2 separate regions of the Mus musculus genome follow, and region 1 is linked to region 2. Evidence: chromatin loops called from intact Hi-C (ENCODE). Cell type or tissue: left cerebral cortex. All regions are shown on one strand. Each heading gives the region's core, and the rest is flanking DNA. Links, peaks and the distances in the headings are about the cores only.

Region 1 (16,973 bases), core at 2,962-10,961, 1.1 Mb before region 2:
ACTTATGTGACACAATGAAAGCATTCCTAAGAGGAAAATTCATAGCTCTGAGTGCCTCCAAAAAGAAACTAGAGAGAGCACACATTAGCAGCTTGAGAACACACCTAAAAGCTCTAGAACAAAAGGAAGCAAATTCACCCAAGAGGAGTAGAAGGCAGGAAATAATCAAACTCAGGGGCGAAATCAACCAAGTGGAAACAAGAAGAACTATTCAGAGAATCAACCAATCAAGGAGCTGGTTCTTTGAGAAAATCAACAAGATAGACAAACCCTTAGCCAGACTTACTAGAGGGCACAGGGAAAGCATTCTAATTAACAAAATCAGAAATGAAAAGGGAGACATAACAACAGATCCCGAAGAAATCCAAAACACCATCAGATCCTTCTACAAAAGGCTATACTCAACAAAACTGGAGAACCTGGATGAAATGGAGAAGTTTCTAGACAGATACCAGGTACCAAAGTTGAATCAAGATCAGGTTAATGATCTAAACAGCCCGATATCCCCCAAAGAAATAGAAGCAGTCATTAATAGTCTCCCAACCAAAAAAAGCCCAGGACCAGATGGGTTTAGTGCAGAGTTCTATCAGACCTTCAAAGAAGATCTAATCCCAGTTCTTCACAAACTATTCCACAAAATAGAAACAGAAGATACTCTACCCAACTCATTCTATGAAGCCACAATTACTCTGATACCTAAACCACAAAAAGACCCCACAAAGATAGAGAACTTCAGACCAATATCCCTTATGAATATTGATGCAAAAATCCTCAATAAAGTTCTTGCTAACCGAATCCAAGAACACATCAAAACAGTCATCCATCCTGACCAAGTAGGTTTCATCCCAGGGATGCAGGGATGGTTCAATATACGGAAACCCATCAACGTAATCCAGTATATAAACAAACTCAAAGACAAAATCCACATGATCATCTCGTTAGATGCTGAGAAAGTTTGAAGCTGTGACAAAAGGATGGACCATCTAGAGACTGCCCTATCTGGGATCCATCCCATAATCAGCTTCCAAACGCTGACAAGAAAAAAAATGCTTTTAATAGATATAGCCCTATGAATACATATGAAATGTTTTTAAACTACTAATGATGTATGTATGCTCTCTGTCTCTCCACCTCTCTCTATTACTCTCCCTGTTAATACAATGTCTTGGAGCCAGGCTATCCTTGAACTCCCTAAGTAGAAAAGGATGACATTGAACTCTCGATTGCCCTGCTTCATCCTGTGTGTGTCACCATGCCTGGCTCAGTAATGTTGATTTCTAAGTTAGGGATCACCAGTGGTCCATGTCATCCTTTTTCTTTTATGCATCTCTGTGATGAATGTGCACTATGTTGATCACTAAAGAGGAAATTGTGTGGTGTTTGACATGTCCTTAGTCTGTATTCAAGATTCTTGCAATTTCCTGTAATAGGGTAGAGCTGAAGTGCTTCCTCACAGGGTCCTCACTGGACCAGTGATCATCTTTGTGGGGACGACCACCGACCCGTTGTCTTTTCGTTTTATTTCCAGGAAGTACCAGGAATAAGCCAAAGGGAACAGAGGAAGAGGTGTGAGATTGACTCCTGCCTTTTCCCAGTGTGGGTGACATTTTTCTGTAAATGGCTGTAAACATGAGGCATTTATCCGTGAGACCTAAGGAAATCAACTGAGAGCTGAAGCTGAACCAGACAAGCCCTGACCTCCAGTAATCCGATGCAGCAACAGGATCTTATTTATTTGAATAAATTTTAAGAAATAAGCTGCTTTCCAATACAGACTAGTTAACATTTAGGGCCTTCCCTCAAGTTATCAGTATTAATTGGTGCACTTCCTCAAAATTCAATGCAGAGTCAGTTTTGGAAACCTGGAGAATTCTCAAGTCAGTAAACAAATGAAAGTGTCTCCTCTGGCAGCCACAGAACTTCTTAATGAAGCCCAGGAGACTGGCAGCTCCATCCTTTGTCTCTTAAGGCCCCTAAGGAATTCTTCAAAAAAAGATCCTCAGGAGATGAGTGAAGAGATTCACTAGCTAATGGAGAAACTATCAAAGCTCCTGAAATTTGCAACCTAAGAGACCATTTCTTTTCTTCTTCTACTATAAGGCCAAAGATGTCAACTCCCCACATCAGTGGGGACAACAGTAATTTACTTTTTCCTTTTGATACCTGAGAGCTAAATTTTCTTCATTTTATTAGTTTTAGCTTCCATTGTAAACACCTCCTGGATGTGGGTTTTGTTGATCTGTTTGTTTCCAGACTCAGTTCTTTCCAGAACTTTGTAAAGATTTCTTCCAGGATGCACCTCCTTCCGGTTCCCACTGCCAAGGTCAGACACAGTGATAAGTGAGAATGAAATACAAAGTGTGGTTTTCAAATGTTTGCTATTTTCCCTCTATAGTTTTCAGCATGTGGTTTCTTCTATAGACTCTTCTGTCTGTTAACATTATATCTTATCGTGCCCCTTTGGTGTGGTTAGTAGACTGAAGAACATGAAATCTAGTGGTGGTATGATAATAGTCATCAGTATGTGAAATACTCTCATATTAGAAGACCCAGAAAGTGGAATGATTTGGGAGGTGGTAATTAGCAATGAACTAGATATTGAAACAGTAGAAAGTAATGTTTTCCAACTATTAAAGACCAAAAATGGAATTGATGCTAATAATGGAACAGTATACATCTCTGGAAATTAAAGGAATGAGATGGCTGTACTGTTACCAGAAGCATTCAAGACATATCCTCCAGTGGAAAAGGTAGACAAGAATTGTTATGTATAGTCTAATTATATTGTGTAAAATTGAAATGATATAGAACTATGTACGGTTATACAAAAATAAAATCCCAGAGAGAAATAAACAAGTGGAAAGAAAGAAACCAAGGAAAGGAGAAAGGAAGGAAAGGAAGGTAGGCAGAAGGAAGAAGGGGAGAAAGGAAGGGAGGGAGCAAGGAAGGGAGGCAGGGAGGGAGGGAGGGAGGGAGGAAGGAAGGAAGGAAGGAAGGAAGGAAGGAAGGAAGGAAGGAAGGAAGGAAGGAAGGAAGGAAGGAAGGAAGGAAGAATTACCTACAGACCAGAGTATATGGAGGAGAAAGCTAACTTTTCTTTTTACACATCCCTACAACTTGGGAACATGTGTAATTTAAAGTGTAGTTTTATTTTTCTAAACACACATAGTCTTTTCTTGTTAAAGAGGGCTACCAACTTATAAGATAATACGTTTCTAATCATTGGAGGCACTGAAGCAGACTTTGGGGGACTATAGAGGAAGAATTCTGTGCTTTGAAAATTGCCTTCTAACTCTAGGGTCCAATGACTCAGTCATATTTGAGAGACTCAAAACTTCCCAATACATTTCTCTTTCTTAAATTCTGGCTTCCAGTAGGAAAATCCTGGTGGATGAAGTGAGTGGGATTAGCTGCTAGCTTAAAATTAGATTTTCAGTCTAGGAAGGACGTTATTTCTGTAGAAGAATTTCTTTAAAAAAATTTAGGAGCTGGGGGGCAAGAATTTCCTCCCCCAAAAATTATTGGAACAGAAATTTACATAAAATGTTGCATCTTTGATGGTTGAGACGGCACAGAAGGAAGCTGGGATGTTGCGTTTGCTGCTGTGGTCCAGCTGCCCCTGTGTGCACTCATCTGTTCCTTCCATTGTGAGGAGCCATGGCTTTCCTGATTAGGAAGAATTAAGGAAACACAAGAATGCATATGTTCCACGTGGTCTTTCTAGAACCTAGCTTACTTTGATGTCACAGTTACCAAAAAAAAAAAAAAACCCAAAACAAAACAAAAAACAAACAAACAAACAAAAAACAAAGTGTTTTACCTTAACTAAAAATGTATGATGAGTCTCAATTATACAGGGATAATTAAGGGCTAGTCCATTTGACCCTCTCATCTCCACGGGATATATATATGTGTGTGTGTGTGTGTGTGTGTGTGTGTGTGTGTGTGTGTGTGTCTGTCTGTGTGTTTGTCTGTGTGTGTTCATATCTCTATATCATCAAACTGCCTTGTACTGTTTTTCAAAATCATCAGTTAGGAAATTCCAAACTCTTCTTCATTCAGCTCCTTGCATCCCAGTGTACTAAGAGCAACAGAGTTATTTAGTTCATTGTAGGTTTTTTATTTAACTCTAGCATCTTCATCACTTTTTGGTGGTCCCTTAACACCTGCGATGAGCATCTACTAATTACAGAGTCCAATGACTGATGACAATTTCCTCTGACTTCTTGCTCAAATACTCTAACCTACTCAGGCATTGCACCTTCAACTCTTTCTTCTCTGAGGTAAGTTCACTCACCTGTTCTCATTTTCTTCCTTGGGCCCTTCTGCCATCAAATGATATATTTTGACTGGGAAGAAATATTTACCAATTTTAGTCTTAGGTTTCTAGAGGAATAATTAGGCATAAAAGTCTGGATTGTATAGAGGCCATTAAAAAGGTAATGTTGGAGATTTTGAGTGGATTTTCTTCATTTTAATATTATTTATGTTTTTGAATGTTTACTTTCTTTTCATAAAAATTATTTTTATTTTAGTTTTTAAATCAAAGTATAATTACATCATTGCTTTCCTGTCCCTTTCCTCTTCCAAACCTCTCCATGTCTCCCTAGTTTTATCTTTCAAATTCATTGCTTTTTTTTTTCATCAGTTAGCATTGCTACACATACATGCACAAATGCTGCTGAGCCTGTTCAGTGTTCCATGTAGGTATATACTTTACTTCTTCTTTTTCATTCTTTTTTGTTTTGTAAATTGCAGTCTGTGATCTTCCTATTCATCAAATTTTCCATGTTTGCTTTCTTTGGCTATGAACTGACCACATGGTTCCCATCAGATGCATATGTCATAATTATGTAATTATCAATTCACATTGTTTCTGGCCTTGTTTATCATAATTAAAATGATTACAGTTCTTTGTACATACATTCTGACATACTTATATGACAGTTTCCTAAAAATACATAATCAGAAATATTAATTATCAAAATATTCATTTAAGGTAAAGTTGTATAGGTTATCACTAACCTGCTAATATTTCCTCATCTTCTTAGGTTCTAAAATTTTTCTGATTTTCCAAATTATTTCTGGTTTTGAATTTCTTTACAATGTAATTTCATTCCTAGAGAAAGAGGAAAATACATACAGTTTTCCAATGAAAATGAGAAGTCATCTTATTTTTCATATATGTTGTTGCCATTGATATTTCTTGGGTAGTTGAACAAATCACCCTAGTTTTAGAAGGAAATGATTGCATAAATTTGAGCAAATCACATAGACTTTGGTGTCATAATTTTCTTACTGCAAGATGGGAGGTACAAATAAACTAATATATATAGGGTGTTATAATGTTGAGTAACATATGGAAAAAATTAAAATGCTACAAGGGACTGCTTATCGTTACTCAATTATTTTTTAACATAAGCGACTTTTGATTCTAAATTATCCCTCAGTGAGAGAAGTTAAAAAATTGGTTCCCCCACAGTTATTTAATGTATAATCATGAAGAAATTAGAAAAGATAGCTTACTCTAGTGAGACCAGCTACCTGTGAAATTTATATGTAACCAAAGCTGAAAAAGGCATGGAGATGCACACAATCCAGGAAAATAAGTTGCTGGGCAACAGGGAACTTGATTGACAGGTTACATTTAGTACAGAGAAGAGTTTCTGAGGAAAAGGAGGCATCTGTCAATATTGAAGAAAGGGGCACTATTCTTTGTTTTAAAACTGGAATAGGGGACAGTCAGGCTTGCAAATGCTGAATGATCTGTGGAAATGTGTTCATGAAGCAGACAAGTGCATGAGAGAGTATAAAGATTTGTAAGGTGCTGGGGCAGCCTGCATTCCTTTTTACAACACAGATGTGCAGTTTTTTATGAAGACAATAAAAAATAATCTGTTTTAAACAAATTCTAGGTAACAAGTTTTGAAAGTATGCTCTAAGTGAAAATGCCTTTCAAGTTTAATTCTGTCTTGTCTGATTCTCCTGACTACTTCCCTTTCCTATTTAAAGTCCACCTTACCAGGAAATCTGTTCCACATTTTACATACAAACTTTTGTGCCTCTCTTTGACTACTAGATGGACAGCTGGCCTTGCTGACTCGATGTCTACACAAAGACAGAACCATTACCAATTCTTCCTAAGCATCATCAGCTTCAAGTGGGCACTGATGTGTTCTGATTGACTCAAGCCTGCCACTCCTGTCTGGAAGATGATGAGAAGAAATCACACAGTGATAAGTGAGTTTGTTTTCCAAGGTTTCTCCAGCTTTCAGGAATACAAATTTACTCTCTTTATGGTATTTCTGACCTTGTACCTGCTAACTCTGACTGGCAATGCCATTATTATGATAATTATCGGTATTGATCGTCACCTTCATACTCCCATGTACTTCTTTCTTAGTATGCTTTCCACTTCAGAGACAGTGTATACATTGGTCATTGTACCAAGGATGCTCGCCAGCCTTGTGGGTTCAAGCCAACCCATTTCTTTGGCTGGCTGTGCTACCCAGATGTTCTTTTTTATCACTTTGGCCATCAACAACTGCTTTCTGCTTACAGCGATGGGATATGATCGCTATGTAGCTATCTGCAACCCCTTGAGGTACTCGGTTATCATGAACAAGAGGGTGTGTGCCCAGCTAGTATGGGGTTCCTGCAACATTGGGCTGCTTGTGGCAATAATTCAAATTGCATCTGTATTCAGGGCACCTTTTTGTGACAGAGAAGTAGCCCACTATTTCTGTGACATCCGCCCAGTTATGAAACTGTCCTGTGCTGATACCACTCTGCATGACATAGTTAACTTTATCATCAGCTCACTGGTTATTGTGGTACCCATGGGCTTGGTTTTCATCTCTTACATTCTCATCATCTCCACCATCCTCAAGATTGCCTCTGCTGAGGGACGGAAGAAGGCCTTTGCCACCTGTGCCTCCCACCTCACGGTGGTCATCATCCACTATGGTTGTGCCTCCATTGCCTACCTCAAGCCCAAATCAGAGAACACCAGGGATCAGGACCAGCTGATCTCAGTAACTTACACGGTGTTTACCCCTCTCCTCAACCCTGTGGTGTATACCTTGAGAAACAAAGAAGTCAAGGATGCCATTTACCGTGCTATTGGGAAAAATCCTCTTGCCTAGGATACATGGCAGCTTGGTGTACAGTGGATTCCCTTTATTTACCTGCAGTTTCAGTTAATCACAGTCAATTATGGTCTGAAAATATAAATAGAATATCTCTATTTTTGGAACATTTTATTTATTTATTTATTTATTTATTTATTTATTTATTTATTTATTTATTTTATTCATTTAATGTATATGAGTGCTCTATGTGCATGTAGACCTACGTGCCAGAAGAGGGCATTAGATCCCATTACAGATGGTTGTGAGACACCATGGTGGTTGCTGGGGATTGAACTCAGGACCTCTCAAAGAGCACTCAGTGCTCTTAACTGCTGAGTCATCTCTCCAGCCCTAGGATAGTTTTAAGATAAGCTATTATTTAGTTTAAAATTATTTACCTTTACAAGTAATAGGATGAAATCTAGTACAATCCCAATCCATCTTACTGGGAACACGAACCATCTCTTCCTCCACTGTATCCCTATTGTACATGTTACCCACTGATACTGCATGGTATCAGTGTCTTGAGAACAAAATGCAGACAACACATAACTTTTTATTACTATATATTGTTATAATTGTCCTATTGTATCAGTAGAGGTTTTGTCTTTTCATGTGTGTATGTATATATGTACTATTCATGTGTGTGTGTGTGTGTGTGTGCATGTTTGAATGTATGTGGATATATGTGAGCTTATCCATACTTGTGGTGTGTGTGCATGTGAAGTTGTAAAGGTGGTATTGGGAATCTTCTTTGGCCACTCTTCTACCTTATTTTTAAAGGTGGAGTCTCCCTACCAAACTCAGAGCTTATAAATAGAGCAAGTCTCTTTAGCCACATTTGCTCTGGGGATTCCCTGTGTCCACCACGTGAAGATGGAATTACAGGTGGGCTACCTTCTCCTCCCAACCTTCACAGGGGTCCTAGGGATTGAACTTTAGTTTTCACACTTGTATGACAAGTGTTTTATCCACTGAGAATTTTTATATCATTAGCTATTTTGCTAATCTCTCCGTATGGTTAATTTATAAATCAAGCTATATCATAAACATGCTTAAGTTGGAGAATATATATATGGTTTAGAGCTTCTATGCTTCAATTTTAGATACCCATGGAAGGTTATGAAACATATCCTTCTTGGATAAGGAAAAAATCTCTATTCTGCTGTATCTTTTATTGGTTCCCCAGGTTGCCACTAGAGTAATGACCAGATGCAGCTCACAAATGAGGAAACGGTTATGAATCATAAGCAAGTGTGGAATTCATTATTATCATTTCATTGATGGCAGAAAAGTGGGTTGTACGGTGCCTATTTGAATGCTGGGTTGAAAGATCACCATAAACGTCACACAGATATTGAGTGTGAGCCTCTAAGAGGAAACAGCTGATGTCCAGTCCTGCTAGAAATGGTCAGAACTCCCTCTCCTACCTAGCACCACTTTTTTCTTTGGGAAGTAATGGGAGTAACAGACACTGATTGCCCCACAGAAATATTATTCACATATAAACATTCTCATATGCCTTGGAGATCTGTATTTTTTAATTTTCAGTTTCTCTGAGTCTCACTAGAACCAGTCCATGAGTAAGTCTGGATCGCCAGTATGTTCAATGTTATTAAGCAACTTAGCCACATTCATTTCAGAACTTCACCACATGTTCTGAGGAGCAACACAGTGATGGATGTCTTAAGAAAGGTGGTTCTGAAATGAAATATGTTAATGCTATGCTTTAACTCATTCCTGATGCTGCTGAAATGGGAATTAGCCCATGATTTTCATTCTTGTCTTTGTAGAACATAATCCAGTACTCATATTTTGTCCTTATCCTCTTCTTTGCTACACTGACAATCTTACTTTGTGTGACTCATTAGGTGTTTACTTTAAACCACCGATTCTTAACATTTGGGTCATGGTCTCTTTGAGGTCAAATGACAGGAGTTGCATCTCATATATCCTGCATGTAAGATACCTACATTACGATTCATAACAGTAGCAAAATTACAGTTATGAAGTAGCAAGGAAAACACTTTATGGTTGGGGGGGGGTCACTGCAACACGAGGAACTGTAGTATTGAAGGATCACGGCACCATGAAGTTTGAGGACTTTAACTTTGAACATCTTTCTACACAAGAACCTGAGAGTTCCCTAACCCCTCTGCTAGTGCCCTTTAAATAGGAAGGTTACTTTCATGTGTGAGAAAGACATAAGAGTTAGAACTCGTTAGCATGGTGAGGAGTCGGAATGGGTGAATGTTTTGTGATCATTCAAAGTTGAAAAGAGAAAATCAGTCTCTCCTTTTCAAGAATCCCACTGAAAATGCATGGGAAGCACACTGCAGCTTAGTCCTGGGGCCTCTGTGTCTCTGGTCATAGTGTGAAAGCCAGAGTTATGTTTTAAGTTTTAATTACTTGCCTAAGAGATCCATGAGACAAAAGTGCCTCTAAAATGTGAGCCCCTTGCTGAAGGACATGTACTTCCTGAAAAGGTAGAGGCCACATGGTTTTGCTCGCCTCAACAGGTTTTTTGGTTTTTTGTTTGTTTGCGTTTTACTCAACAACACAGGATGTGGTTGAGCACAGATAGACAGGGGGATGGGCAGGGAAAACATCAGGATGTATGCTTGCCCCTGATTGGACATGATGAGAAACCCATGGCCTTATGGGTTTGCCTTTATAATTAACCTCTGTAAAATGTGACTCATTGCCATTTGCTGGAAACCCTGGAATGGTCCTGGCCAGTGTTTAATTAAAGCTTCCTTCAACTTTGGCTCAAAAATGGTGGAACTGGTCTTTCTCTTCTGATTCTTGGGTTTAACAGTAGGAGGGGCTAGAAGGAACATGCATGCTTATCCTAGAACAGCTACTTCCCAGGGAAGATAAGAGTGAGTGTGAAGAAACCTTCAGCACAGCTGGTCTTTGTCTATTTTGGGGTTTCCCTAAGCATACTTTTGCAAACAGCTTTCATTCTTTTCTGGGTAGGTGAACAGGCATTTTCTCAACCTAGCTCCTGAGAAATCCCCTTTTGAAACTCTCTTTTGAGGTCTGACTCCCTCAGATAGTCTGTTCCTGAAGACCTCTCCCAGCAGTCATATTGTGGTCACAGGTTTCTAAATTTGAGCACACAGAATCACCACAGGGTCTCCTCCAGTCACACAGAATCCTCCAACTTGGGTGCCCAGTTGAGAGAGGAGCGATTCCCTAGTTCCTATAGTTTGATGCTGTAGACAGTTATGGTACAATTCACCCCAATATTTACAACCATAAATAACATATAACAATGATTTGCGTTTCTTTGCTTTTTAGTATAATGCACATTATCATTGTAACACAACCAAAAGCAGACTTAAATTACATAGAGCAATTAGCTTAAGTCCACAGTTTGGGCTTAGTCACCACATAGCCCCTGTCTTCATGAATAAGAGCTTGCCAGTTTATAATATTGCCATTGTTACAGCTGTCATGCACCTCTTTTATGGGGACCACATAGTTCCACAAGGAAACATCCCATATTTCCCCAACAAAGGATTGTTTTACATCAAATTTTCCCCCAAAGGAATCCTGTTCTTGTCCTAGAATGATCTTTGCATCACCCCCCACCACGTATCCCTTCTTCAAGCCTTTTCTCCCAAATGCCTTTCCATTCAGCCAGAATTCTGCAATCCCAGAGCCAGACTCCCAGTTCACACAGATACGGACTGGATCAGGAAGATTTGTGGGTGCTTTGAAACTGACTCCCGAATTCCCAACATAGAGCATATATTCTCCTCTCTTTTCCACAAAGAGAAGAATCTCATTGTCCTTAGTTCTTGTGCTGTAGGAGAAGATGCTATAAGGGCGAGTCAGGTCTGTGAAGGCCTTTATACACAGAGTGAAGTTCTGCAGTGACTTCCTCACCTTCGGTATCAGGGACACATAGGCAGTGGATGATTCTTGAGGGAAAATAAATGCCTTTCCCTTCATGTCTATGGAGAGGAAAAAAAAACAGTAAAACGAACATCCTATCAATGCTGATATTTGATTTGTTCTTTTGTGGCCCTAGAGCTGCTTCCTGGCAGAACACGTACAGCACATTGGAGCACACAGAGAGCCTCTGAGTGTTTGAACTCAGCAATAGTAAATAGCTATACAGTGTTAAAGGCAGGCCTGGAAGAGGTGGTCCATGTCTGCGTCTCAACACTGGAAAGGTGGAGACCTGCTGCCCTATGTAGTGAGTTCGAGAACAACCTGAGCTTAAGAACCTGTCTCCAACAAACAAAACCAAAACTAACAATGAACAGATGGATTTGGGTTCAGTTCATTTGCTACAAAATTAAAGATTCCCTTTACCAACTCTACCTCCATCTTTTTCTTTGACACAGCATCTAGATAAAAGAAGTGACAGAAAATTAAATGTAACTGAAACATGGCAATGTATAAAGCCTGGGGTACTGCATATTCTCTTACCACTGATCCAGTCATGTTATTTCGTCTAGAGCCCTGCAGCTAGGGTTAATACATCCCGGACCTTGGTATGATGGACCATCAGAGTCATGTAAATGACTTGGTCCAGTCCATGCTAGTGCTGGACCTCACCTTCACTCTCTCCTGCAGTTCCCATGTTCAAGGAAGACCAGATTTTATGACAGCAACAAGATCAAGGGAATATTTAGTATGGATTTATTTTGTCTTAAGAGCCATTTGAAAAGATGAAACTGTAATCGTTATAGAATGATTCTTTCCTGGTTCAGAAAAGTAAATTTAACAAATGCTGCAGTCTGGAAAATAAACTGGAGAATAATGACAAACTGAATCAGAGGAGACATGGCCTAGAAATATTATAAAGTCTTGAATTGAGTTAGTTTTGCTTCATAGTAGGAAATGGGAAAACAGCATGAACTCTATTTCCTAAGATACAAGGGCTTCTTAAGCAATGCTTACACTCTGGACCCCTGGAGAACTGGAATGGAGGAATAGGTCCAGAAAAGAGGGCTGGCTTGAGTGTATGAGAGAGGGGCATGTGTGGCAGGTGTGGTGGGGGGCGAGCTAAATTCCTGTCAACCCAACAGCACCCAGAAGATTGGAGTGTAAACCATGTATTTATGTCCTGTGATCAATTATCTCCCTGTTTGTAACCTTGTCAGGATCCAAACTTGAAGCAAAATATCATAGATAACCTGAAATAACTTACAACTCTCTGCTGACAGTACGCTGCAGTGTGGAGAAATGAGCATCAAGTTTTCTTACTGGCAGCAGTGAGGGAAAAAATATATATATAAAGCTGTCAAAACAGGAAAATAGCTTCTTTGATAATAAAAAAGCTCGTTTCATACACGCATCACAAAGTTCATTCTTCCCTTAGTTGACCTCAGCACCATCTATTGGGTGGGTATTATTTGTACCCCCATTGTATTGGTGAAGAAGTGAGGCATAGAGTCCTACCACTTCACCATGGTCATTCAGTTGTCCAGTTATTCTGGAGAGATGGGTTTCTGGTTTAAAGTTCAAATTCTTTCCAAGATTTCTTCTTTACTCTTATATTATCTCAATTAAGTGTTTAAAAAGAATGATAGAGTAAAGATCCTCTTTACATATATACATATATGTGTGTGTGCATGTGTGTATAAATGTATATATGTATTTAGATGTAGATGATACACATGTATATATTTAATAATATACATATACATACACACACATATATATACATATATATGTGTGTGTGTATATATATATATATATATATATATATATATATATGAAGAATCATCCACTGCCTATGTGTTTCTGATCCTGCAGATGAGGAAGTCACTGCAGAACTTCACCCTGTGTCTGAAGGCCTTCATGGACCTCACCTGCCCTTACAGCATTTTTTCCTACCCTGTTGTTCTCTTAAATGAAAAGTTATGGTGCTCTCATCTGAGAAACAAATCCCATTCTCCTTTCTTGAACTCAGAGACTTCTTTACACACTAGTATAGTAAGGTATACCATTAATCATCAATATATGTGGTAGTTTTTAACATGTGACTTAATTCTTTTCCCATTGGGTAAGGTCTGATTCACTGGCAGGAGTGGGACACAATGGAAGGATTTCTAAGATCTGATTATCAAAAGGCTGTGGCTTCTGAACTGGACATTTCTTCCAGCTACATGTGGCAGCTGTTTTGTAGAAAGGGCCTCAGTGACAGGAAATTAAGAGTGGTCTGTGGTCAATAGACAATGAAGAACTCAGATTCCCTGGCCAGCATCCTGAAATGAACTGAAATTGATTAACCATACAAGTAAGCTTGAGAGCAGACCTTCTGCACTGGAACCTTCAGACAATGCTACAACCTTGGTTAAAAGACTGCAATCCCATAGAGACCTGTGCTTGGGAACAGGAGCTAGGGCATTCTCTGTTTTCTGTCGTAAAAGAGACATAAGACGGTAAATGATCACTCTTTCAAGCTGTTAAGTTTGGATCATATACAGAGTAAGTAACTTCCACACACCATTCACTCAGTTTCCTGGGAACCACAGCAGCAAAAAGTACTGGACACCCTGTGTTCTGGATGTGGAAAACTTTCCAGCTTGGCTCAGGACCTACCTGTTTGTGCTACACTTCCTGAAAGAACAGAGAGAAACAGGATGCCCACAATAAGCTTCTCCATTGTGCTCTTCTTGGACAATTCCAGTAGTGGGAGATCAGCAACCCTCATCTCTGTGGAGAAACCTCTGCTGTGTAGCTCTTATATAGGACTCACTGGGACAATACCCTTGTTTTCACAAAAGAAGACAAAGTAATAAAAGGTTAATATTAACTGAACAATAAATGGTTTTTAAAACGATGTATTAATCACCTCAAATAATGTAAAAATTCTTGGGTAAACTAAGCAAATGAAAAACTTGTCTGTTAAAGACTTGAAAGCACTGAAAGAAACGGAAGATATCAGAAGATGGAAAGATCTTCCGTGTTCATGAACTGGTAGGATTAATATAGTAAAAATATTCATCCTATCAAAACCAATCTACAGACTCAATACAGTCCCCATTAAAATTCCAACACAATTCTTCACAGAACTTGAAAGAATGATTTTTAGTTTCATATGAAAATACAAATCACCCAGGATAGCTAAAATACTTCTGTATAATACTGCCATTACCATTTCCAATCTCAAATTGTAGAGAGCTATAGTAATAAAAATAGTATGGTGTTGGGACAAAGGACACATGTTGGTCAAGGGAATAAAATTGAGGACTCAGACATAAGTCAACAAACCAATATACACCTGGATTTTTTATTAAGAAGCCAGAAATACATACTGGAAAATGGTAGCATCTTTAACAAATTGTGGTGGTAATCTGGCTGTGACTATGTAAAATTATCCAAATAGATACAGTCTTATCACTTGGAACAAAACTCAACTCTAAATGGATCAAAGACCTCAACATAAAACCAGATACACTGAACCTGATAGGAAGGAAAATGGAGAAAAGCTTTGAACTCATTGGCACAGGAGAAGACTTCCTGAACTGATAGCACTGGTAACAACAGGCAAGATCAACAATTAGTAAATGGGACCTAATGGAACTGAAAAGCTTCTGTCAGGCAAAGGACATCATTCAGAGAAATCTACAAGCTACAGAATGGAAAATTATTTTCAAGAATTCCACATTTGGATATTATAAAGGACTAATATCCAAAATGTTTAAAGCACTCAAGAAACTAGATACTAAAAAGAAGCAAAAAACAAAAATGAATAATCCAATTTAAACTTGGGGTACAGATCTAAGCAGGGGGTCCTTAAAAGAGGAATTGCAATTGACTGAGAAACAAAGAAATGTAAACACTTTTAGCCATTTGGGAAATTCAAATCAAAACTACTTTGAGATTCACTCTTATACCTACCAGAATGAGTAAGACCAATAACAGATGTGACAACTCCTGTTAGTGAGGACGTGGAACAAGGGAACCACTTCTGCATTGCAGTTGGGAGTGAAAACTTGTACAGCCACTATGGAAATTAGTATGACAGTTTCTCAAAATATTGAGAATCAATCTACATCAAGACCCAGATATACCATTCTTGCCCATATATCCAAGGGATGCTTCATCCTATGATATAGACAGACACTTGGTCCACCAAGTTCACAACTTCTCTGTTCACAATAGTGACAAAATTGGAAACAACCTACATGTCCCTCACCAAAGAATGGATAAAGAAAATATGTGTAAAAGGAATTAATCATTCTTACTAGCCTGTATAAAAGGCATACAATCTGGGTGTTTTATTCATAAGCCATAAGCCTATATTGGGCAAGTTTGGAGCTATTCTAGGTTATTTCCCAGCCATATGTTCCTTGTCATTTGATGTTTTTCCTGGCTATGTGCTCATGGTCCCTCTCCTATCATGGAAGCCTCCTTCCCTATCCATGTCCTTTCTTTTCGTTCTTGGTCTCTCCTGAGACCCCCTCATTTGATTGTCTTGTCACAGTTTCCTCCCTCTACTGCCCAGTCACAGGCTCTAGCCTCTTATTGACCAGTTAAATTGAGGACCAAGGTATACATAGAGCATCACTGGGTGTGTGTGAGGATCTGCCCATCAAGCAGATCTTCTCAGCAGATATTGGGAGTCAGGATTTAGCATTTATATACAATTAGCACCACACCGACCCCACTACAAATGTGGTATACTTATAAAATGGGTATTAACTGTTAAAAAATAAAATAATGAAATTCACAAATAAATAGATGGAACTAGAAATAGTTATGCTGAGTAAGGTAAAACAGTCCCAGAATGACAAATATGGTATATATTTACTTATATGTAGATATTAGCTGTTAAGTCAATAATTACCAAGACACGGTCCCTAGAATCACACAGGTTAGGCACAGAGTAAGGGACTGGGGAGAACAAATAGATCTCATTGAGAAAGGGAAATATGGATGCTGCGAGTGTGGTCAGGGAGCTGGAACAGGAATATCAAGTCAGAAGGGGTAAGGGAGAGGGGGGTGAAGGAGGAATATGAAGAGAAACAACTAAAATTAAGGACTATTTGAGGAGTACTATATAAACTTATATAGTAACAGCTTCCTAAGTATATGCCTATACAAAGGCGATCTCAATTAAATAGCCAAATAATGAAGGATACAGAGCCCTAAGTGATCATTTCTTGTCACCAAATGAAGTTTCCAGCACAAGAACTGTGTTACATCAAATTAGTTCTTTGTCAAATGGGTCCGATGGGAGTCCCTAAGCAACCTAACATATTGCCAATATTAGAGGTTTCTAGTCACAAACTGAGAGTAAAGCCCTATTATAGAAGACAACACCTACACAACTCAATGAGCATGAACAAGTTGAGCTTAACTCTATATGCACCTTTGGTACAGAAAAGTACTCTGCACACTACTAAAGAAAAAAGGTAAACACCAATCCTGACCCAAACCCTTTGATCTGCAATGGTGTCCTGTCTGTAATATATGCTAGTGTAAAGATGGGCCAAAGTTTGTGGGAGTAACTAATCAATACTGGATTTGACTGATTTGACTCTAGTATTTGTAACCTGTACTAGATACTGGTTGGGTGTCTAGATACTGAAACACTACCTGAAACTAGATACTGGTCCTTAAAAGGTAGCAGTATAAGGAATCCTCATAACATTCTGCTATACTTACAGGTCATCATTAGAGAAGCTGTCCCCTGAAGTCAATGGGAACAGATACAAAGACTCACAACTAGACATTATGCATCGATTGCAAGGCCTTGGATCACTCAGTTAAAATGGTATGGATTCATCAAATCTCTACCATTAGGGAACAGGGAACTCTGCAGATGAGGAGGTGGGGATGAAGGATTCCAAGGAAACAAGGCCCTTTAAACCA
Region 2 (16,973 bases), core at 4,281-12,280:
GAAGGTTCATGGCCAAGGCAGCTCAAAAGAAAAGAAAATACTTATAATAGAAAGATGTATAATAGAAAGCAAATGTTTACAAAGTAAAAACATTGGTTTTATTATTTTGCATTTTAATAATAAAATAAAGTATAATTAATATAATATAACACAATATAATAAAACAAAAGTGAACAGATCGGAATTGGACAGAGCAAACAGAAGGAAAAGAGCTGAAGAGAAGGCACAGAATCAGAGACCCACTTATTTACCCACTCGGGAATTCCATACAAACATTAAACAGGAGTTGACATGAATGTTGCTCATGTTGGTTTAGAGGGCCTTGTTTCCTTGGATTCCTTCATCCCCACCTCCTCATCTGCAGAGTTCCCTGTTCCCTAATGGTAGAGATTTGATGAATCCATCCCATTTTAAGGCTGAGTGATCCAAGGCCTTGCAATCGATGCATAATGTCTAGCTGTGAGTCTTTGTATCTGTTCCCATTGACTTCGGGGGACAGCTTCTCTAATGATGACCTGTAAGTATAGCAGAATGTTATGAGGATTCCTTATACTGCTACCTTTTAAGGACCAGTATCTAGTTTCAGGTAGTGTTTCAGTATCTAGACACCCAACCAGTATCTAGTACAGGTTACAATTACTAGAGTCAAATCAGTCAAATAAATTTATTAGTTACTCCCAGAAACTTTGGGCCATCTTGACACTAGCATATATTACAGAAAGGACACCATTGCAGATCAAAGGGTTTGGGTCAGGATTGGTGTTTACCTTTTTTCTTTAGTAGTGTGCAGAGTACTTTTCTGTACTAAAGGTGCTAGCATATAGAGTTAAACTCAACTTGTTCATGCTCATTGAGTTGTGCAGGTATAGTCTTCTATAAACCTCTAATATTGGCAATATGTTAGTTTGCTTGGGGATTCCTATGGGACCCATTTGACGAAGAACTAATTCAATGTATTACAGTCCTGGTACTGGAAACTTCATTTGGTGACAAAAAATGATTACTTGGGGCTTTGTATCCTTCATTATTTGACTATTTAATTGATATCAACTTTGCATATGCATATACTTAGGAAGTTGTTACTATACAAGTTTCTATAGTACTCCTCAAATAGTCCTTAATTGTAGTTATTTCTCTTCATATTTCCTTCTTCACCCTCTCTCCCCTACCCCTTCTGACTTGGTATTCCTGTTCTAGCTCCCTGACCACACTCACAGCATCCATAACTATTCTATTTCTCTTTATCAGTGAGATCTAGTTGTTCTTTCCAGTCCCTTACTCTATGCCTAACCTGTGTGGTTCTATGGACTGTATCTTGATAATTATTGACTTAGCAGCTAATATCCATATATAAGTAAATATATACCATATTTGTCTTTCTGGGGCTGGTTTACCTTACTCAGGATGATCATTTCTAGTTCCATCTGTTTACTTGTGGATTTCATTATTTTATATTTTAAAAGTTAATACCTATTGTATAAGCATACCACATTTGTAGGGGATTGGTCTGGTGCTAATTGTATATAAATGCTAAATTCTGACGCCCAATATCTGCTGAGAAAATATGCTTGATGGGCAGATCCTCACACATACCCAGTGATGCTCTATGTATACCTTGGTCCTCAATTTAACTGGTCAATAAGAGGATAGAGCCTGTGACTGGGCAGTAGAGGAAGAAAACTGTGACAACACAATCAAATGAGGGATCTCAGAAGAGACCAAGAATGAGAATAAAGGACATGGAGAGGGGAGGAGGCTGCCATGATAGGAGAGGGACCATGAGCACATAGCCAGGAAAAACATCAAATGACAAGAAACATATGCCTGGGAAATAAGCTAGAATAGCTGCAAACTTGCCCAATATAGGCTTATGGCTTATGAATAAAACACCCTGATTGTATGCCTTTTATACAGGCTAGAAAGAATGATTAATTCCTTTTACACATATTTTCTTTATCCATTCTTTGGTGAGGGACATGTAGGTTGTTTCCAATTTTGTCACTATTATGAACAGAGAAGTTGTGAACTTGGTGGACCAAGTGTCTGTCTATATCGTAGGATGAAGCATCCCTTGGATATATGGGCAAGAATGGTATAGGTGGGTCTTGATGCAGATTCCCAATATTTTAAGAAACTGCCATATTGATTTCCATAGTGGCTTGTACAAGTTTTCACTCCCAATTGCAATGCAGCAGTGGTTCCCTTGTTCCACGTCCTTACCAACGTGAGTTGTCATTTGTGTTATTGGTCTTACTCATTCTGATAGGTGTAAGAGTGCATCTCAAAGTAGTTTTGATTTGAATTTCCCAAATGGCTAAAAGTGTTGTACATTTCTTTATTTCTCAGTCATTTGCAATTCCTCTCTTGATAGTCCCCTGCTTAGATTTGTACCCCAATTTTAAACTGAATTATTTATTGGGGTTTTTTTTTGCTTTTTTTTTATCTTGTTTCTTGAGTTCTTTAAGCATTTTGGATATTCGTCCTTTATTGGATGTGGAATTCTTAAAAATTGTTTTCCATTCTGTAGCTTGTAGATTTCTCTGAATGATGTCCTTTGCCTGAGAGAAGCTTTTCAGTTCCATTAGGTCCCATTTACCAATTGTTGATCTTGGTGCCTGTTGTTATCAGTGCTATCAGTTCAGGAAGTCTTCTCCTGTGCCAATGAGTTCAAAGCTATTCTCCATTTTCCTTTCTATCGGGTTCAGTGCATCTGGTTTTATGTTGAGGTCTTTGATCCATTTAGAGTTGAGTTATATGCAGAGTGATAAGAATGTATCTATTTAAATAATTTTACATAGACCCAGCCAGATTAACATCACAATTTGTTAAAGATTCTGCCATTTTTCAGAGTGTTTTTCTGGCTTCTTAATAAAAAATCAGGTGTATATTGATGTGTTGACTTATGTCTGAGTCATCAATTCTATTCCCTTGATCAACATGTGTCCTTTTTCCCAACACCATGCTGTTTTTATTTCTATAGCTCTCTATAATTTGAGACTGGGAATGGTAATACCTCCAGCGGTATTATACAGAAGTATTTTAGCAATCCTGGGTGATTTGTTTTTTCATATGAAGCTAAAAATCGTTCTTTCAAGTTCTGTGAAGAATTGTGTTGGAATTTTAATTGAGTCTATAGACTGATTTTGATAGGATGAACATTTTTACTATACTAACCTACCAGTCCATGAGGACAGAAGATCTTTCCATCTTTTGCTATCTTCTGTTCCTTTCAGTGCTTTGAAGTCTTTATAATGCAAGTCTTCCATCTGTGTGGTTAGAGTTTATCTAAGAATTTTTACATGATTTGAGGTGATTACCACATTAGTTTTAAAACCATGTATTGTTCAGTTAATATTAACTTTTTATAACTTTGTTTCTTTTGTGAAAACAAGGGTGTTGTCCCAATGAATGCAATATAAGAGCTACACAGCAAGAGGTTTCTCCACAGAGATGAGGGTTGCTGATCTCCCACTACTGGAATTGTCCAAGAAGAGCACAATGGAGAAGCTTATTGTGGGCATCCTGTTTCTCTCTGTTCTTTCAGGAAGTGTAGCAGAAACAGGTAGGTCCTGAGCCAAGCTGGAAAGTTTTCCACATCCAGAACATAGGGAGGTCCAACACCTTTTGCTGCTGTGGTTCTCAAGAAACTGTGAGTGAATGGTGTGTGGAAGTTACTTACTCTATATATGATCCAAATTAGCAGCTTGAAAGAGTGATCATTTACCATCTTATGTATCTTTTACAACAGAAAACAGAGAATGCTTTAGCTCCTGTTCCCAAGCACGGATCTCTATGGGATTGCAGTCTTTTAACCCAGGTTGTAGCATTGTCTGAAGGTTCTAGTGCAGACGGTCTGCTCTCAAGCTTACTTGAATGGTTAATCAATTTCAGTTTATTTCAAGATGCTGGCCAGGGAATATGAGTTCTTCATTGTCTGTTAAGACCACTCTTAATTTCCTGTCATTGAGACCCTTTCTACAAAATAGCTGCCACACATAGCTGGAAGAAATGTTCAGTTCAGAAGCCACAACCTTTTTATAATCAGATCCTAGAAATCCTTCCATTGTGTCCCACTCCTTGCCAGTGAATCAGCTCTTACCCCAAGGGAAGAGAATTAAGTTAAGTCACATGTTAAAAACTACCACATAAAATGATGATTAATGGTATACCTTACTATACTAATGTGTAAAGAAGTCTCTGAGTTCAAGAAAGGAGAATGGCATTTGTTTCTCAGATGAGAGTACCGTAACTTTTCATTTAAGAGAACAACAGGATAGGAAAAGATGCTGTAAGGGCAGGTGAGGTCCATGAAGGCCTTCCAGACTGCAGCATTTGTTAAATTTACTTTTCTGAACCAGAAAAGAATCATTTTATAATAATTACAGTTTCATCTTTTTGAATGGCTCTTAAGACAAAATAAATCCATAGTAAATATTCCCTTGATCTTGTTGCTGTCATAAAATCTGGTCTTCCTTGAACATGGGAACTGCAGGAGAGAGTGAAGGTGAGGTCCAGCACTAGCATGGACTGGACCAAGTCATTTACATGACTCTGATGGTCCATCATACCAAGGTCCGGGATGTATTAACCCTAGCTGCAGGGCTCTAGACGAAATAACATGACTGGGTCAGTGGTAAGAGAATATGCAGTACCCCAGGCTTTATACATTGCCATGTTTCAGTTACATTTAATTTTCTGTCACTTCTTTTATCTAGATGCTGTGTCAAAGATGATGGAGGTAGAGTTGGTAAAGGGAATCTTTAATTTTGTAGAAAATGAACTGAACCCAAATCCATCTGTTCATTGTTAGTTTTGGTTTTGTTTGTTTGTTGGAGACAGGTTCTTAAGCTCAGGTTGTTCTCGAACTCACTACATAGGGCAGCAGGTCTCCACCATTCCAGTGTTGAGACCGCAGACATGGACCACCTCTTCCAGGCCTGCCTTTAACACTGTATAGCTATTTACTATTGCTGATTTCAAACACTCACAGGCTCTCTGTGTGCTCCAATGTGCTGAACGTGTTCTTCCAGGAAGCAGCTCTAGGGCTACAAAAGAACAAATCAAATATCAGAGTTGATAGAATGTTTGTCTTGCTGGGCTTTTTTTTTTTCCTCCACAGACATGAAGGGAAAGGCATTTATTTTCCCTCAAGAATCATCCACTGCCTATGTGTCCCTGATACCGAAGGTGAGGAAGTCACTGCAGAACTTCACTCTGTGTATGAAGACCTTCACAGACTTGACGCGCCCTTACAGCATCTTCTCCTACAACACAAGAAACCAGGACAATGAGATTCTTCTCTTTGTGGAAAATATAGGAGAATACATGTTCTATGTTGGGAATATGGTAGCCACTTTCAAAGCACCCACAAATCTTCCTGATCCGGCCCGTATCTGTGTGAACTGGGAGTCTGGCTCTGGGATTGCAGAATTCTGGCTGAATGGAAAACCACTGGGGAGGAAAGGCTTGAAGAAGGGATACACTGTGGGGGGTGATGCAATGATCACTCTAGGACAAGAGCAGGATTCCTATGGGGGAAATTTTGATGCAAAGCAATCCTTTGTTGGGGAGATATGGGATGTTTCCTTGTGGGACCATGTGGTCCCCCTAGAAAAGGTATCAGACAGCTGTAACAATGGCAACCTTATAAACTGGCAAGCTCTTAATTATGAAGACAATGGCTATGTGGTGACTAAGCCCAAACTGTGGCCTTAAGCTAATTGCTCTATGAAATATAAGTCTGCTTTTGGTTCTGTTAAAATGATAATGTGCATTGCATTAAAAAAGCAAAGAAATGAGCATCATTACTGTGTGTTATTTATGGTTGTACATATTGGGGTGAACTGTACCGTAATTGTCTACAGCATCAAACCATAGGAACTAGGGGAACACCTAGAGAACTCCTCTCTCAACTGGGCACCCAAGTTGGAGGATTCTGTGTGACTGGAGGAGACCCTGTGGTGGTTCTGTGTGCTCAAATTCAGAAACCTGTGAGCACAATGTGACTGCTGGGAGAGGCCTTCAGGAACAGACTATCCGAGGGGGTCAGACCTCAAAAGAGAGTTTAAAAAGAGGATTTCTCAGGAGCAGGGTTGAGAAAATGCCCGTTCACCTACACAGAAAAGAATGAAAGCTATTTGCAAAGGTATGTTTAGGGAAACCCCAAAATAGACAAAGACCAGCTGTGCTGAAGGTTTCTTCACACTCACTCTTATCTTCCCTGGGAAGTAGCTGTTCTAGGATAAGCATGCATGTTCCTTCTAGCCCCTCCTACTGTTAAACCCAAGAATCAGAAGAGAAAGACCAGTTCCACCATTTTTGAGCCAAAGTTGAAGGAAGCTTTAATTAAATACTGGCCAGGAGGATGGATTCTGGTCAGGACCATTCTGGGATTCCTGGCAAATGGCAATGAGTCACATTTTGCAGAGGTTAATTATAAAGACAAACCCATGAGGTCAAGGGGAAATCATACATCCTGATGTTTTGTCTCCTGCCCATCCCCCCTGCCCATCTGTGCTCAAACACATCCTGTGTAGTTGAGTCAAAAAAAAAAAAAAAACCTGTTTAGGGGAGCAAAACCATGTGGTCTGCACCATTTCAGAAAGTACATGTCCTTCAGCAAGGGGCTTGCAGGTTAGAAGCGTTTTTGTTTTGTGGATCTCTTAGGCACAGTAATTAAAACTTAAAACATAACTCTGGCTCTCACACTATGACCAGAGACACAGAGGCCCCAGGACTAAGCTGCAGTGTGCTTCCCATGCATTTTCAGTGGGATTCTTGAAAAGGAGAGACTGATTTTTTTCTCTTCAACTTTGAATGGATCACAAAACACTCCAGTCATTCAGACTCTTCACCAGGCTAAATCATTCTCTTATGTCTTTCTCAAACATGAATGTAACCTTCCCGTTTAAAGGGCACTAGCTGAGAGGTTAGGGAACCCTTAGATTCTTGTGTAGAAAGATATTCAAAGTTAAAGTTCTCAACCTTCATGATGCTGCGACCCTTTAATACTACAGTTCCTCATGTTGCAGTGACCTCCAACTGTAATTTCACTATTGTTACGAATCATAATGTAAATATCTTATATACAGGATATCCTAGATGCAACTCCTGTCATTCGACCTCAAAGAGACAATGACCCAAACGTTAAGAATCAGTGTGTTAAAGTAAACACCTAATGATTAACACAAAATAATATTGTCAGTATAGCAAAGAAGAGGATAAGGATAAAATATGAGTACTGGATTATGTTCTACAAAGACACGAATGAAAATCATGGGCTAAATTCCCATTTCAGCAGCATCAGGAATGAGTTAAAGCATAGCATTAACATATTTCATTTCAGAACCACCTTTTTTCAGACATCTCTGTTACTCCTCAGAACATGTGGTGAAGTTATGAACTGAATGTGGCTAAGTTGCTTAATACTGGCGATCCAGACTCATGACTGGTTCTAATGAGACTCAGAAAAATTGAGGAAAAACATTTACAGAATTCCAAGGCATGTGAGAATGTTTATATGCGATATTTCTGTGGGGCAATCGGTGTCTGTTACTCCCATCACTTCCAAAGAAAAAAGTGGAGCTAGGTAGGAGAGGGAGCTCTGACCAATTCTAGTAGGACTGGACATCAGCTGTGTCCTCTTAGAGGCTCACACTCAATATCTGTGTGACATTTATGGTGATCTTTCAGCCCAGCATTCAAATAGGCACCATACAACCCACTTTTCTGCCATAAATGAAGTGGTAATAATAAATTCTATCCTTGCTTATGATTCATAAGTGTTTCCCCATTTGTAAGCTGCATCTGGTCATTACTCTAGTGGCAACCTAGGGGACCAATAAAAGATACAGCAGAATAAAGATTGAAGAGAGAAGGAGGGAGTGGAGCTGAGTGGGAGAGCATTTGCCTAGCATGTGCAAGACACAGGGCTCAGGTTCTCACACCACAAAAAGATATTAAGTTTTAATTAAAAGAAAATACGTACAAGATGAAAACAAGAACCAAACTTTAGTATATTTGAGTCATTCTTTAATGTAACCTTACCATCATATTTTGCAATTTTCTCTGAGGATAAGGGGAATGATAGGGAATAAATTATTTTTGAACATTCAAAAAATACCCAGACCTTTTACTTTTATATTTTGGTTTCTGTTCTTGTGTTTCGGGAGGGGTGTGTTTGTGTGTGTGTGTGTGTGTGTGTGTGTGTACATGTTTCCTGTTTTCTCATCTGTCTGTTTTACTTTTGTGTGTTTGTTTAAAGAGAGAGAGGGTGGAGTTGGGTGGGTGAGAAAGTGAGGATGATCTGGGAGTAGTTGTGAGAGGGAGCAAGTGTGATCAGATTATATATTATAAAAAATAGTTTTCAATAGAAAAAGGAAAGACATCCAGACTCTGACTGACTATATAGACTTATCCAAGAAGGATATGTTTCATGACCTTCCATGGGTACCTAAAATTGAAGTATAGAAGCTCTAAACTATATATATATATTTGTGTGTGTGTGTGTGTATCTATATATATATACATATATATGTGTATATATATATATATTCTTCAACTTAAACATGTTTATGATACAGCATGATTTATAAATTAACCATATGGAGAGATTAGCAAAATAGCTAACGATATAAAAATTCTCAGTGGATAAAGCACTTGTCATACAAGTGTGAAGACTGAAGTTCAATCCCTAAGACCCCTGTGAAGGTTGGGAGGAGAAGGCAGCCCAGCTGTAATTCCATCTTCAGGTGGTGGACACAGGGAATCCCCAGAGCAAATGTGGCTAAAGAGACTTGCTGTATTTATAAGCTCTGAGTTTGGTAGGGAGACTCCACCTTTAAAAATAAGGTAGAAGAGTGGCCAAAGAAGATTCCCAATACCACCATTACACTTCACATGCACACACACCACATGTATGGATAAGCTCACATATATCCACATACATTCAAACATGCACACACACACATGAATAGTACATACATACATACACATTTGAAAAGACAAAAACTCTACTGATACAATAGGACAATTATAACATATATAAATAAAAAGTTATGTGTTGTCTGCATTTTGTTCTCAAGACACTGATGCAATGCAGTATCAGTGGGTAACATGTACAATAGTGATACAGTGGAGGAAGGGATGGTTCGTGTTCCAAGTAAGATGGATTGGGATTGTACTAGATTTCATCCTATTACTTATAAAGGTAAGGCAGAGCTTTTTTCAAAACTTGTTACCAAGAATTTGTTTAAAATACATTATTTTTATTGTCTTCATAAAGGACTGTACTTCTGTGTTGTTGTAAAAAGGAATGTAGGCTGCCCCAGCACCTTACAAATATTTGCACTCTCTCATGCACTTGTCTGCTACATGAACACATTTCCACAGATCATTCAGCATTTGCAAGCCTGACTGTCCCCTATTCCACTTTTAAAACAAAGAATATTGCCCTCTTTCTTCAATATTGACAGATGCCTCCTTTTCCTCAGAAACTCTTCTCTGTACTAGATGTAATCTGTCAATCAAGTTCCCTGTTGCCCAGCAACTTATTTTCCTGGATTGTGTGCATCTCCATGCCTTTTTCAGCATTGGTTACATATAAATTTCACAGGTATCTGGTCTTACTAGAGTAAGCTACCTTTTCTAATTTCTTCATGATTATACATTAAATAGCTGTGGGGGAACCAGTCTTTTAACTTCTCTCACTGAGGGGTAATTTAGAATCAAAATTCATTTATGTTAAAAATAATTGAGTGATACAGAAAATGTGGTACATTTACACAATGGAGTACTACTCAGCTATTAAAAAGAATGAATTTATGAAATTCCTAGGCAAATGATTGGACCTGGACGGCATCATCCTGAGTGAGGTAACCCAATCACAAAAGAACTCACGTGATATGTACTCACTGATAAGTGGATATTAGCCCAGAAACTTAGAATACCCAAGATACAAGATACAATTTGCAAAACACATGAAACTGAAGAAGAACGAAGACCAAAGTGTGGACTTTAATTGCCTCAGTATAGGGGGACACCAGGGCCAAGAAGTGGGAGTGGGTGGGTAGGGGAGTCGGGGGGGGGGAGGGTATGGGGGACTTTTGGGATAGCATTGGAAATGTAAATGAAGAAAATACCTAATAAACAAAACAAAAAACAAAAACAAACACAAAAAATAATTGAGTAATGATAAGCAGTCCCTTGTAGCATTTTAATTTTTTCCATATGTTACTCAACATTATTAACACCCTATATATTAGTTTATTTGTAACTCCTGTCTTGCAATAAGAAAATTATGACACCAAAGTCTATGTGATTTTCTCACATTCATGCAATCATTTCCTTCTAAAACTAGGGTGATTTGTTCTATATTACAACTACCTGGGAAGTATCAATGGCCACAATATATAAGAGAAGTAAGATGACTTCTCATTTTTATTGCAAAAAATGTATGTATTTTCCACTTTCTCTAGGAATGAGATTACATTTTATTTTTTTTCCTTTTTTTCTGTTTTTTAAATTATTTTTTTATTACGTATTTTCCTCAGTTACATTTCCAGTGCTATGCCAACAGTCTCCCATACCCTCCCCCCCACTTCCCTACCCACCCATTCCCATTTTTTGGCCCTGGCGTTCGCCTGTACTGGGGCATATAAAGTTTGTGTGTCCAATGGGCCTCTCTTTCCAGTGATGGCCCACTAGGTCATCTTTTGATACATATGCAGCTAGAGTCAAGAGCTCCGGGGTACTGGTTACTTCATAATGTTGCACCTACAGGGTTGCAGATCTCTTTAGCTCCTTGGATACTTTCTCTAGCTTCTCCATTGGGGGCCCTGTAATCCATCCAATAGCTGACTGTGAGCATCCACTTATGTGTTTGCTAGGTCCTGGCCTAGTCTCACAAGAGCCAGCTATATCAGGGTCCTTTCAGCAAACGCTTGCTAGTGTATGCAATGGTATCATCGTTTGGAGGCTAATTATGGGATGGGTCCCTGGATATGGCAGTCTCTATATGGTCCATCCTTTTGTCTCAGCTCCAAACTTTGTCTCTGTAACTCCTTCCATGGGTGATTGTTTCCAATTCTAAGAAGGGGCAAAGTGTCCACACTTTGGTCTTCGTTCTTCTTCAGTTTCATGTGTTTTGCAAATTTTATCTTATATCTCGCTATACTAAGTTTCTGGGCTAATATCCACCTATCAGTGATTACATATCACTTGAGATCTTTTGTGATTGTGTTACCTCACACAGGATGATGCCCTCCAGGTCCAACCATTTGCCTAGGAATTTCATAAATTCATTCTTTTTAATAGCTGAGTAGTACTCCATTCTGTAAATGTATCCACTACTCTGTTGAGGGGCATCTGGGTTCTTTCCAGCTTCTGGCTATTATAAATAAGGCTGCTATGAACACAGTGGAGCATGTGTCCTTCTTACCAGTTGGGACATCTTCTGGATATATGCCCAGGAGAGATATTGTGGGATCCTCCAGTAGTACTATGTCCAATTTTCTGAGGAACCGCCAGACTGATTTCCAGAGTGGTTGTACAAGCTTGCACTCCCACCAACAATGGAGGAGTGTTCCTCTTTCTCCACATCCTCGCCAGCATCTGCTGTCACCTGAATTTTTGAACTTAGCCATTCTGACTGGTGTGAGATGGAATCTCAGAGTTGTTTTGATTTGCATTTCTCTGATGATTAAGGATGTTGAACATTTTTTCAAGTGCTTCTCAGCCATTCGGTATTCCTCAGGTGAGAATTCTTTGTTTAGCTCTGAGCCCCATTAATTAATGGGGTTATTTGATTTTCTGGATTCCACCCTCTTGAGTTCTTTATATATATTGGATATTAGTCCCCTATCTGATTTAAGATAGGTAAAGATCCTTTCCCAATCTGTTGTTGGCCTTTTTGTCTTATTGACAGTGTCTTTTGCCTTACAGAAGCTTTGCAGTTTTATGAGGTCCCATTTGTCGATTCTCAAACTTACAGCACAAGCCACTGCTGTTCTGTTTAGGAATTTTTCTCCTGTGCCCATATCTTTGAGACTTTCCCCCACTTTCTCCTCTATCGTTTTCCGTGTCTCTGGTTTTATGTGGAGTTCCTTGATCCACTTAGATTTGAGCTTTGCCCAAGGAGATAAGAATGGATCAATTAAAAAAAAAATGGATCAATTTGCATTCTTCTACATGATAACTGCCAGTAGTGCCAGCACCATTTGTTGAAAATGATGTCTTTTTTCCACTGGATGGTTTTAGCTCCCTTGTTAACGATCAAGTGATGATAGGTGTGTGGATTCATTTCTGTGTCTTCTATTCTATTTTATTGATCTAACTGTCTGTCGCTGTACCAGCACCATGCAGTTTTTGTCACAATTGCTCTGTAGCACAGCTTGAGGTCAGGCATAGTGATTCCACTAGAGGTTCTTTTATTGTTGAGAATAGTTTTTGCTACCCTAGATTTTTTTTTATTCCAGATGAATTTGCAAATTGCCCTTGCTAAGTCTGTGAAGAAATGAGTTGGAATTTTGATGGGGATTGCATTGAATCTGTAGATTGCTTTTGGCAGGAGAGCCATTTTTACTAAATTAATCTTGCCAATCCATGAGCATGGGAGATCTTACCATCTTCTGAGATCTTCTTCAATTTCTTTCTTCAGAGACTTGAAGGTCTTATCATACAGATCTTTCCCTTCCTTAGTTAGAGTCACACCAAGGTATTTTATATTATTTGTGATTATTGTGAAGGGTGTTGTTTCCCTAATTTCTTTCTCAGCCTGTTTATCCTTTGTATAGAGAAAGGCCACTGATTTGTTTGAGTTAATTTTATATCCAGCTACTTCACTGAAGCTGTTTATCAGGCTTAGGAGTTCCTTGTTGGAATTTTAGGGTCAGTTATATATACACTATCATATCATCTGCAAACAGTGATAATTTGCCTTCTTCCTTTCCAGTTTGTATCCCCTTGATCTCCTTTTGTTGTCTAATTGCTCTGGCTAGGACTTCAAGTACTAGGTATTAAATAGGTATGGAAAGAGTGGGCAGCCTTGTCTAGTCGGTGATTTTAGTGGGATTGCTTCCAGTTTCTCTCCATTTACTTTGATGTTGGCTACTGGTTTGCTGTAGATTGCTTTTATCATGTTTAGGTATGGGCCTTGGATTCCTGATCTTTCCAAGGCTTTTATCATGAATGGGTGTTGGCTTTTGTCAAATGCTTTCTCAGCATCTAAGGAGTTGATTATGTGGCTTTTGTCTTTGAGGTTTTTTAATATAGTAGATATATAGCTTGTTCCTCCTGTGATTCTGTTAGCCTCTATCATCACTCCTGGGAGTACAACTCTCTCCTGAGTCTCAGTGGTCAGAGGACTCTTTGCAGGCAAGTGTGCAGAGGTCTGGAACTCATCTCTGCCTCCTGGCTGAAGATGAAGTCCTAAAAGGGACCCTGTCCAAGAAGCTATGTTGCTTCTGCTGCCTGTGCACTCTCCTGCACAGACTGGTCTCTTTGGGACCAGGGATACAAGATGGTGTTCTCACCTGGCCCTGTGGACAGAGCCCTCCCTGGAGGCTGCCTTTCCTCTGGCGGGAAAGTGCTCAGAGGTCTGGGTCTCAACTCTGCTTCCTGGCTGAAGATGAAGGCCCGAATGGCCTGTATTTATTTTAACTATGATAGCCAAGGCCAAAAACAATGTGAATTAACAATTAATTGAAAATTAATACAATTATGAATAAGCATCTGATGAGAACCTTGTGGACAGTTCATAGATAAAGAGAGCAAACATGGAAAATTTGAATAGGAAGATCAGAAACTGCAATTTACAAAACAAAACAAAAAAAAGAATGAAAATGAAAAAGTAAAGTATATACATACATGGAACACGAAACAGGCTCAGCAGCATTTGCGCATGTATGTGTAACAATGCTAACTGATGGGGGGAAAAAAGCCATGAATTTGAAAGATAAAACTAGGGAGACATGAAGAGATTTGGAAGAGGAAAGGGAAAGGTTGGGAATGATGTAATTATACTTTAATTTAAAAATTAAAATAAAAAAGTTTTTACAAAAAGAAAGGAAACATTGAAAAACATAAATAACATTAAAATGAAGAAAATTCACTGAAAATCTCCAACACTACCTTTTTAATGACCTCTTGCCCCTCAGCTCCTAAAATTTTTTAAAGAAATTCTTCTCCAGAAATAACGTCCTTCCTAGATTGAAAATTCAATTCTGAGCAAGCAGCTAATCCCACTCACTTCATCCACCAGGATTTTCCTACTGGAAGCCAGAATTTAAGAAAGAGAAATGTATTGGGAAGTTTTGAGTCTCTCAAATATGACTGAGTCATTGGACCCTAGAGTTAGAAGGCGATTTTCAAAGCACAGCATTCTTCCTCTATAGTCCCCCAAAGTCTGCTTCAGTGCCTCCAATGATTAGAAACGTATTATCTTATAAGTTGGTAGCCCTCCTTAACAAGAAAGGTCTATGTGTGTTTAGAAAAATAAAACTACACTTTGAAGTTACATATGTTCCCAAGTTGTAGGGATGTGTAAAAAGAAAAGCTAGTTTTCTCCTCCATATACTCTGGTCTGTAGGTAATTATTCCTTCCTTCCTTCCTTCCTTCCTTCCTTCCTTCCTTCCTCCCTCCCTCCCTCCCTCCCTCACTTTCTGCCTGCCTTTCTTTTGTCCTTCCTTTCTTCCTTCCTTGGTTTCTTTATTTCTACTTGTTCTTTTCTTTCTTGGATTTTATTTTTATATAACCCTACATAGTTCTATATCATTTCAATTTTACATAACATAATAGACTATACATAACAATTCTTGTCTATCTTCTTCCACTGGAGGATATGTCTTGAATGCTTCTGGTAACAGTACAGCCATCTCATTCCTTTAATTTCCAGAGATGTATACTGTTCCATTATTAGCATCAATTACATTTTTGGTCTTTAATAGTTGGAAAACATTACTTTCTACTGTTTCAATATCTAGTTCCTTGCTAATTACCACCTCCCAAATCATTCCACTTTCTGGGTCTTCTAATATGAGAGTATTTCACATACTGATGATTATTATCATACCACCACTAGATTTCATGTTCTTCAGTCTACTAACCACAGCAAAGGGGCACGATAAGATATAATGTTAGCAGACAGAAGAGTCTATAGAAGAAACCACATGCTGAAAACTATAAAGGGAAAATAGCAAACATTTGAAAAACACACTTGGTATTTCATTCTCATTTATCACTGTGTCTGACCTTGGCAGTGGGAACCGGAAGGAGGTGCATTCTGGAAGAAATTTTTACAAAGTTCTGGAAAGAACTGAGTCTGAAAACAAATACAGATCAACAAAACCCACATCCAGGAGGTGTTTACAATGGAAGCTAAGACTAATAAAATGAAGAAAATTTAGCTCTCTGGTATCAAAAGGATAAGGCAAATTACTGTTGTCCCTACAGATATGGTGAGTTGACATCTTTGGCCTTATAGTAGAAGAAGAAAAGAAATGATCTCTTAGGTTGCAAATTTCAGGAGCTTTGATAGCTTCTCCATTAGCTAGTTAATCTCTTCACTCATCTCCTGGGGATCTTTCTTTGGCGAATTCCTTAGGGGTCTTAAGAGACAAAGGATGGAGCTGCCAGTCTCCTGGGCTTCATTAAGAAGTTCTGTGGCTGCCAGAGGAGACGCTTTCATTTCTTTACTGACTTGAGAATTCTCCAGGTTTCCAAAACTGACGCTGCATTGAATTTCGAGGAAGTGCACCAATTAATACTGATAACTTGAGGGAAGGCCCTAAATGTTAACTTGTCTGTATTGGAAAGCAGCTTATTTCATAAAATTTATTAAATAAGTAAGATCCGGTTGCTGCATTGGATTACTGGAGGCCAGGGCTTGTCTGGCTCAGCTTTAACCCTCAGTTGATTTCCTTAGGTCTCACTGATAAATGCCTCATCTTTACAGCCATTTACAGAAAAATGTCACCCACACTGGGAAAAGGCAGGAGTCAATCTTAGACCTCTTCCTGTGTTCCCTTTGGCTTATTCCTGCTACTTCCTGGAAATAAAATGAAAAGACAACGGGTTGGTGGTCGTCCCCACAAAGATGATCACTGGTCCCATGGGGAGCCTGTGAGGAATCGCTTCAGCTCTGCTCTATTACAGGAAATTGCCACAACAATCCTGAATACGGACTAAGGACATGGCAAGCACCACACAGTTTCCTCTTTAGTGATCAACACAGTGCACTTCATCACAGAGACGCATAAACGAAAAAGGATGACATGGACCACTGGTGATCACTAACTTAGAAATCAACATTACTGAGCCAGGCATGGTGACACACACAGGATGAAGCAGGGCAATCGAGAGTTCAACGACATCCTTTTCTACTTAGGGAGTTCAAGGATAACCTGGCTCCAAGACACTGTATTAACAGAGAGAGTAAGAGAGAGAGGTGTAGAGTCAGGGAGAAAGAGAGACAGAGTGTCCATCATTAATGGTTTTAAAACATTTTGTAGGTATTCATATGGCTATATCTCTTAAAAGCATTTATTCACTTATATAACAAGGTAGGATAATGATCATTTATGTTGTGCTACTCTTTGAATGGAAATGCCCTTCAGAGTTCAAAGGTTAACATTTTAATCCCTAAATTCTTATGTTAGTAGTATTTAGAGGTGAGGGCTTTGTGAAGCAACTACATTAGATTAAGTTAGGATAATACGATTATGTTACTTTATGTGTATATATCTATTTATCTTTATTTTATGTGTATGGGTATTTTGCCTGTATGTTTGTGCTTCCTGTTCATGCAGTGCCTTCAGAGTACAGAAGAAGGCATTGGATCTCTTGAAACTGGAGAAATAGGCAGGTATGAGCTGCCATCTGTGTGCTGGAGAGGCATGGAACCCAGCTATCTCTCCAGCCCTACATAACTTCTGTATGAGCTGCATTGCAGAGGTCCAGAAGCTGCCACTGTCTGATT

Evidence for each region. A loop is a pair of places that touch in the nucleus more often than their neighbours do. Peaks named below come from ENCODE experiments on the same cell type or tissue, not always from the same donor. Only the 100,000 strongest peaks of a DNase experiment are listed, where the experiment ranks them.
Region 1: it touches region 2 in a loop (38-fold over the local background); 19 of 42 quality-filtered maps call a loop at or near these places.

The regions. Positions count from the first base shown.
Region 1 is chr1:173,263,965-173,280,937 of GRCm38, forward strand. Olfr418 (olfactory receptor 418) reads left to right here and starts at 6,183. Exons shown (of 1, transcript NM_146651.2): 1 at 6,183-7,173. The coding sequence starts at 6,213. The coding sequence ends at 7,145. It overlaps Mptx2 (mucosal pentraxin 2), which reads right to left and starts at 13,792. Exons shown (of 2, transcript NM_001205011.2): 1 at 13,695-13,792; 2 at 10,497-11,092. The coding sequence starts at 13,758. The coding sequence ends at 10,497. In left cerebral cortex, for the core only: no CTCF peak of the experiment used is centred there; no DNase peak of the experiment used is centred there.
Region 2 is chr1:174,327,075-174,344,047 of GRCm38, forward strand. It overlaps Mptx1 (mucosal pentraxin 1), which reads left to right and starts at 3,444. Exons shown (of 2, transcript NM_025470.3): 1 at 3,444-3,562; 2 at 5,120-5,803. The coding sequence starts at 3,499. The coding sequence ends at 5,715. In left cerebral cortex, for the core only: no CTCF peak of the experiment used is centred there; no DNase peak of the experiment used is centred there.